2 separate regions of the Homo sapiens genome follow, and region 2 is linked to region 1. The links are chromatin loops, found by intact Hi-C in ENCODE. Cell type or tissue: Calu3. All regions are shown on one strand.

What was found. Hi-C counts contacts between places; a loop is a spot of excess contacts. Peaks named below come from ENCODE experiments on the same cell type or tissue, not always from the same donor. Only the 100,000 strongest peaks of a DNase experiment are listed, where the experiment ranks them.
Region 2: it touches region 1 in a loop (6-fold over the local background); 1 of 110 quality-filtered maps calls a loop at or near these places.

What each region holds. Positions count from the first base shown.
Region 1 is chr11:57,378,251-57,382,250 of GRCh38, reverse strand. PRG3 (proteoglycan 3, pro eosinophil major basic protein 2) reads left to right here and starts at 1,101. Exons shown (of 6, transcript NM_006093.4): 1 at 1,101-1,137; 2 at 1,470-1,603; 3 at 2,444-2,757; 4 at 3,439-3,570. The coding sequence starts at 1,543. RefSeq lists an enhancer at 1,713-2,912. In Calu3, no CTCF peak of the experiment used is centred here; a DNase peak (open chromatin) is centred at 2,380.
Region 2 is chr11:58,383,050-58,387,049 of GRCh38, reverse strand. No RefSeq gene overlaps it. Among named protein-coding and RNA genes, the nearest start is that of OR5B3, 22 kb to the left of the region's middle. In Calu3, no CTCF peak of the experiment used is centred here; no DNase peak of the experiment used is centred here.

The DNA.
Region 1 (4,000 bases):
ATTAAAGATGAGAAAGCTTGTGCCTGTAATCCCTGTGACTCAGGAGGCTGTGGCAGGAGGATTACTTGAGCCCAGGAATTCAGGGTTACAGTGAACTATCATCGCAGCACTGCACTCCAGCCTGGGTGACAGAGCAAGATTTTGTCTCTTAAAAAAAAAAAAGATGAGGACAGGCACAGTGGCTCATGCCTGTAATCCCAGCATTTTGGGAGGCCGAAGTGGGTGGATCACGAGGTCAGGAGTTCAAGACCAGCCTGGCCAGCATAGTGAAACCCCATCTCTACTAAAAATACAAAAAATTAGCCAGCTACTTGGGAGGCTGAGGCAGGAGAAGCGCTTGAACCCGGGAGGTGGAGCTTGCAGTGAGCCAAAATCTTGCCATTGCACTCCAGCCTGGGCGACAGAGCAAGACTCCGTCTCAAAAAGAAAAAAAAAAAAGATGAGAAAGAGGAAGGGAGAGAAAAAAGAGAGAGAGGAAAGAAAGAGAGAAGGTTTTGGAGTCAAAAAGACTTAGAAATTCCAGTTCTTCCACTTCCCATGGAACCTTGGCAAGTTGCCTTCTCTCTTTCTCTGAATCTCACATTTTGCCTCTGTGAAGTAGGGGTGGTACCTGGTGGAGATGATGCGGAGATGAGGGTGAGGGGTGTGTTGCACACTATGCCCCTAGGATGGGTGAGAGCTTGGGAGCACTGAACCTCCCTTTCCCCTCTTGTTTCTTCCCCCCATTGTCTCCCACCAGCTCCCTGGGATCTCCACTTCACTCTCTGGGATTCCACCAGCAGGAGGCTACTCCTGGAGTTAAGGCGTGTTGTTCAGACTGGGGCATTTTAGGGGGCATAAATAATAATTATGCCTGGACAATGGACATAACATCTAGGGCCTTCTGAAGCAAACCAGGGTGTGGGGTACCCAAACAAGGCAGTAGGCCCCAGGAGGCAGGTCCCTGCAGTCCCAGCAGAGAGCAGGGCACAGGGTTGAGAAGACTGAGCAAACTTCATTATCAGCTCCTTTGTCCCCCACTCTGTCCTGGAGCAATCATTCTGGCCTCTTCCCACTTCCCCAAAAACCCAGTATAAAGGCTGCTTCTGGCCCCTGAAGCCAGAGGCACTGAGAGTGGAGGTCTCAGACTCTTGGAAGGTGAGTTCTTTTCTGGCTGCCCAGGCAGGACCAGTGTAGGCCCTGGGAAGAAGCAGCACCTCATAGGGCAAACACGTAGGAGGCCTGTCCTTAGGAACATCATAGCTAAGCAGACCTGTCCCCGCAGGGGCAGGAGTCTGGGCTAAGGGTGATACTGGAGAGCAGCAACGGAGACTGGAAGACAAATGAAATTTGGTACCTGAGTTATCCCTCCCACCATTCCTTTTCTAGACTCTCCAGCTCAGGGTCTGTTCATGGCAAGAGGAGAAAGCAATCTTGTTTGCTCTTTAATCAAACAATTAAACAAATATTCCCTCTATACTATGTGCCAGGGGCTATACTAGACACACAAAGACAGCCCCAAGAAGGACGGTGGAGTAGTGTCCTCGCTAAAAGACAGTAGATATGCAATGCCTCTTGCTCCTGCCCTTTCTCCTGCTGGGAACAGTTTCTGCTCTTCATCTGGGTAAGTCTCTCCCTTCCCTCCTCATGCGTCTTTCCCTTTTTTCCTTTTTCCTACACTCCCCTCCCCCCGCTTTTATTTGCACTCATGAGGCCAGGACCACAGCCTTCCCTCTTTAGCTGATACAGCTCATCTCCGGTAAGATATCACTTGGACTCAGAACTGTAACCTGGAACTTTCTCTTTTTTGTTTGATTTTTTTTTGTTGTTGTTGTTTTTGTTTTTTTTTTTGTTTGTTTTTTGTTTTGTTTTGAGACGGAGTCTCGCTCTGTTGCCCAGGCTGGAGTGCAGTGGCGCGATCTCGGCTCACCACAAACTCCGCCTCCCGGGTTCAAGCAATTCTTCTGCCTCAGCCTCCTGAGTAGCTGGGACTACAGGCACATGCCACCACGCCTGGCTAATCTTTGTATTTTTAGTAGAGATGGGGTTTCACCATATTTGCCAGGCTGGTCTCAAACTCCTAACCTTGTGATTCGCCCGCCCCGGCCTCCCAAAGTGCTGGGATTACAGGCGTGAGCCACCGCACCCGGCAAACTGTAACCTGAACTTTCAGAAGGAAAAACCACCCACCTGTTAAGATGAAGGGCTGGTGACTGCCCCAGGCTTCTCACACGTGCTTTCTCCCACCTTCAAAACACACACTCGTGGTGTCGGCCAGAAGTCAGGTTCTTGTCCATTTGTGGGTGTGACCCGAGAGATCTCTCCTTACCTAACACCAAGGAAATCCTCCAGTCTTGTCTTCAGGTGGAATTCCTAGGAAAGCTCGAGCGACGTTGCTGGAGCTGTCCACGGTGCTGGAACTAGGAAGCTCTTGACCTGATGGCAGGTTACCTCTTCTTCCCAGAGAATGATGCCCCCCATCTGGAGAGCCTAGAGACACAGGCAGACCTAGGCCAGGATCTGGATAGTTCAAAGGAGCAGGAGAGAGACTTGGCTCTGACGGAGGAGGTGATTCAGGCAGAGGGAGAGGAGGTCAAGGCTTCTGCCTGTCAAGACAACTTTGAGGATGAGGAAGCCATGGAGTCGGACCCAGCTGCCTTAGACAAGGACTTCCAGTGCCCCAGGGAAGAAGACATTGTTGAAGTGCAGGGAAGTCCAAGGTGCAAGATCTGCCGCTACCTATTGGTGCGGACTCCTAAAACTTTTGCAGAAGCTCAGGTAAGTAGTAGGGAGGCTACTGCGGAGGACCTGGGGGAAAAGAGAGTACATTCAGTCTTCTGTTCCCTATTCATTTAGGCTAGTGGTTCTCAAAGCCTCGCATGCATCAGAATCACCTGGAGTTGTTGTTAAAACACAGCTTTCTGGGCCTCACCTGCACGACTTCTGATTTAGGAGGGCTGAGGTGAAGCCTGAGAATTTGCATTTACAACAAATCCCCAGGTGATGATGATATTGTTGGTCTGGGGAGAACCACCGATTTAAACAAAAGGCTTTGGTGTTAGAAACGCCTGTGTTAAATTCTGGTTCTGCCTTTTATTAGCTGTGTTACCTGGGCAAGTTGCTTTGCCTTTCAAAGCTTTAGCACCTTCATTTGTAAAACGAAGATATATAGCACCAACTTCTTAGAGTTGTGGTGAGCATTAAATGAGATAATACATGAAAAGTGTTTGGAATAGTCACTGGGCTGTAATAAACTCTCAATAAGCGGTGGTTATAATTATTATGAGTATTATCATTTCCTGTAGGATTGTCCTGACAGCTAATTAAGAAGCAAAAGATAGGATTAAGGGAGGCAAGTAGGTTTATTTTTAACCTGAAAAGGGATGCCGGGCTCTTGCCTGGAGACTCAGAAACTTGAAATAAATGAGAGGGAATTCTCTACTTTGTTTCCGTCTGCAGAATGTCTGCAGCAGATGCTACGGAGGCAACCTTGTCTCTATCCATGACTTCAACTTCAACTATCGCATTCAGTGCTGCACTAGCACAGTCAACCAAGCCCAGGTCTGGATTGGAGGCAACCTCAGGGGCTGGGTAAGTCAGGGGCCAAATCTTGGGTGCAGTAAGTTCTTTCTGAATGTGTTAAAGTAGCATCTGATGGTGCCAAGCCTCAGGCCAGCAGCTAAGGTTTCCTTAATGTGGCAGGCAATGATGTGCTGGAGATGGCTTGTACTGGCTCAGGAGAACTGATGGTGCACATCTCTTACCAACTCCATGCTCAGTGACTACATGCTTGCAGCTTGACATCAGCCATGGTGGGAGTATTTACACAAAGGAAATAGGCAATTGCTACACATCAGGGCTCCTTTCTACTCCCCATCCTCCCACCCACCCCAAGAGCTGGTATAAACATTTACCAGCATACCACTGGAGTCATGAGACAGAGTCCAGGCCCAGCTTAGTCACTTAGAAAGCTAGTTAAATAGGTTTCTTGGAGCCTCTGTTTTTTTTCAATCCCTGAAAT
Region 2 (4,000 bases), 1.0 Mb before region 1:
ATTTGCTGTTTCCTCTGCTCAGAAAATTTCCATACTCATTTAATATTGTTGCTTAAATGTTAACCCACCCAGGCAGATCATGCCTTTCCTGAACTACTTCATAATATAGCCTCTCCCCTCCCATGGACCTTCTTTCCTCAGCCTACTTCATTCTTCAAAATCATTATCAACATTAAACTCCGGTATTATTTGTTCACCTGTTTATCATATCTTCGACTTGAATGGAAATTCCCTATGAGTGGTCACCTAATCTAGTTATTTTACTGTAACAAAGCTATGAGGCTTGAATTTAAAATTCTTGTATGGCACACATATACCTCTGTAACAAACCTGTGTGTTCTGCACATGTATCCCAAAACTTAAAGTAAAATTTTAAAAAAAAAATTTTAAACAAATTTACAAGAAAAAAACAAACAACCCCATCAAAAAGTGGGTGAAGGATATGAACAGACACTTCTCAAAAGAAGACATTTATGCAGCCAAAAAACACATGAAAAAATGCTCACCATCACTGGCCATCAGAGAAATGCAAATCAAAACCACAATGAGATACCATCTCACACCAGTTAGAATGGCAATCATTAAAAAGTCAGGAAACAACAGGTGCTGGAGAGGATGTGGAGAAGTAGGAACACTTTTACACTGTTGGTGGGACTGTAAACTTGCTCAACCATTGTGGAAGTCAGTGTGGCGATTCCTCAGGGATCTAGAACTTGAAATACCATTTGACCCAGCCATCCCATTACTGGGTATATACCCAAAGGACTATAAATCATGCTGCTATAAAGACACATGTACACGTATGTTTATTGCGGCACTATTCACAATAGCAAAGACTTGGAACCAACCCACATGTCCAACAATGATAGACTGGATTAAGAAAATGTGGCACATATACACCATGGAATACTATGCAGCCATAAAAAATGATGAGATCATGTCCTTTGTAGGGACATGGATGAAATTGGAAATCATCATTCTCAGTAAACTATCGCAAGGACAAAAAACCAAACACTACATGCTCTCACTCATAGGTGGGAATTGAACAATGAGAACACATGGACACAGGAAGGGGAACATCACACTCTGGGGCCTGTTGTGGGGTTGGGGGAAGGGGGAGGGAGAGCATTAGGAGATATACGTAATGCTAAATGACGAGTTAATGGGTGCAGCACACCAACATGGCACATGTATACATATGTAACAAACCTGCACATTGTGCACACGTACCCTAAAACTTAAAGTATAATAATAATAAAATAAAATAAAAAATTAAAATTAATAAAAAATTAAAAAAAAGAAATTCTCCAAACCATTTGCTTTTCACCTTGTAGCCAACTAAGGACTGACAAATGTACCTGAAGACCAATTATTGTTTCTACCCCTTCCAAAAGTCTTATCTTAATAAGATGGTTGCCAATGATTCACTGGTTCAGTATTTATTCCATTTTACTCAATGAGCTTACTGTCCCTTCTAACACACTTGCAATCCTGCTGAAGTAAAAATAATAGAAGATGGTTTCCTTGCTGCAAGTTTATTAATAAATTGCCTTTATTTTGTGCTAGACAGGATTTTGTGTTCAACACACTTCAGAAATGGTAATGAAGAATAATGGATAAGAAGAGAAATGCTGAAGAGATTACACCAGCAGCCAAGGAAAACAATGGAAAATGGAGTTTTCCCCAGAGAAAAAAATCAGGGTCTCATAAAAAAATATATATCATTACTTGGGTGAGGGACTTTCATAATGCCAATTCTGTAAGATTTTAAAACCAACCAGTGTGCCTCCCATTACTGTCTTGTATACATGGGGATGACTTTTTTCTGTGTGTGTGTGTGTGTGTGTGTGTGTGTGTGTGTCTGTGTATGTGTTTGCTAATTATCTTTACTCTGGTATGACTTTATGTATTGGATGTGAATGTAGAAGGAGCTAAATTTTCTTTTTGGTTCATAAATTGCTGAACCACAAGGAGCCACATCCTGATTATGTGGAGAAGACCATTTAACCTGAGGTTGAGCTTGTATGGTGACTAGTTGGGATTTAGGTGGTCTCTTTGGGGGAGGTAGATAATATGTTCTTTCTGTGGGAAGAAGTATAAAGTGGATATTGGATGATCATAAGTATTACAATGGAAAAGACTGGTAGTTGTTTTCCAAACTATTTTATTTTTACTGTACTCATACCTAGGCTGTTTCTCAGCCTTTATGCAGTACTTTGTGGCTATGTGATTGTATTTTTGACAATCCAATTTGTGAAGTCATATATGCCATTTCAACTCTGGCCCATGATACTCTTCATGTAGTCCTCTGTATGCTCTCTTTGTCACCATCTGGAGAGACAAAATTCAGACTACGGGGGATAATGGAATCACTTAGTGAAAAGACCTGGGTCATTGAATCTCTGTGTGAATTCCTATAGAACAATTAATTGAATAACCTGTGGGCAAGAAAATCTTCTATGATCATGCCACTGTAATTTCCGAGTTTACTTGTATGGCAGCTAGCGTTATTTATCCTAACTAATACAGACAGACTTTCATAATACAATCTGGATACTGTTTGTAGGTAATGGGGCTGGACAGCATATAACGGAAAAAGTGTCAAATTTCTCCATCACAATTTAATTCCACAATTGTTTATTTTTAAATCCTTATCCATTCTCCAAGTCATGACTAAAATGACAAGCACAAATAAAAGTACACAGATTTGAAACACAGAATAAAGCTGCATATGAATTCCATTTCAACAAAGCTTTGTGACAAGTGTCAAGTTAATTAAATGTTCTGAGATTCTACTTGTGAAAATACCACCTACTCATAGAATTATTTTGAATGGGTACTGAATGAGTGAGAACACAGCACAGTGCCTGAAACAGAATAGCTGTTCAAAATATGTTAGTAATTACTTCTCTCTATTCCTTTTCTTATTCTTATGTCATTTCATCACCTAATTTGTCACCCTTCTCCATAGAACTATTGAAACACTTATTAATTATATAGATTCATTTTTATAAATGTAGCTGCACTACTCAGTCATTATTCTCAGATATTAGTCTGATCTGATGTTGATTACATGGAAGGACTCAAGAGTGTCTAATAAAATGGCAACTCAGTGAAGGAACAAATTTACATATTAAATGTTAAAAAGGCCTATCCAATTTTATCTCTATTATCTGTTCCTTCATAATATTGATCACAATACAAAGTTATCTATTTGTGTGTGTTTACTTAAATTTGTTTTTCAACAAGAATAAAAGCTTGATGCATACAGGAACAATTTCTGACTTGGTCACTAACAAAGATTCATGCCTGGAACAGAGTTGGGGCTCAGTAAAAGATTTTAGTGAATGAGTAAATGAATAATAAGGAGAACTAATAGGAAAAACTCATCATCTGTTTGTAGAAAACAAGAAGATAGGTAATAAAAGATGCTAGATTTTACTGCAGTAACACATTAAGTGAAAACCCAATGGTTTAACACAACAAAGATTTTGTATTAGTTCCCTTTGGTTGTGACAAATTACCACATGCTTAGGGAAGTAAAACAACACATTTTATTTTCTTACAGTTTTGGAGGTCAGATGTCCAAAATCAGTTTCACTAGAATGAAACCAAGGTATCAGTCTCCAGAATCTCTAGGAAATAATCAGTTCCATGCATATTTCATCTTCAGGTGGCTGCCAGCATTCCTTGACTTTTGTCTGCATCAGTCTGATCTCTCCCTTCGCAGTCAGGTTCTTTTCTCCATTTTATGCCTATGCAATTTTTCCCTGACTCCACCTTTTTAATTTATATGAAATGTCCATAAAATAAAATTGATTATTTAAAAGTATATAATTCATTGATATTTAGTACATTCATAAAGTTGTGAAACCATCACATATATCTAATTTCAAAAGTTTTTTTTACTCACAAAGAAGATTCCATACTCATTAAGCAGTAGTCCCTCATTCCCTCAGCCCCCTGACCCTGGGGACCAATAATCTTATTTCAATCTCTA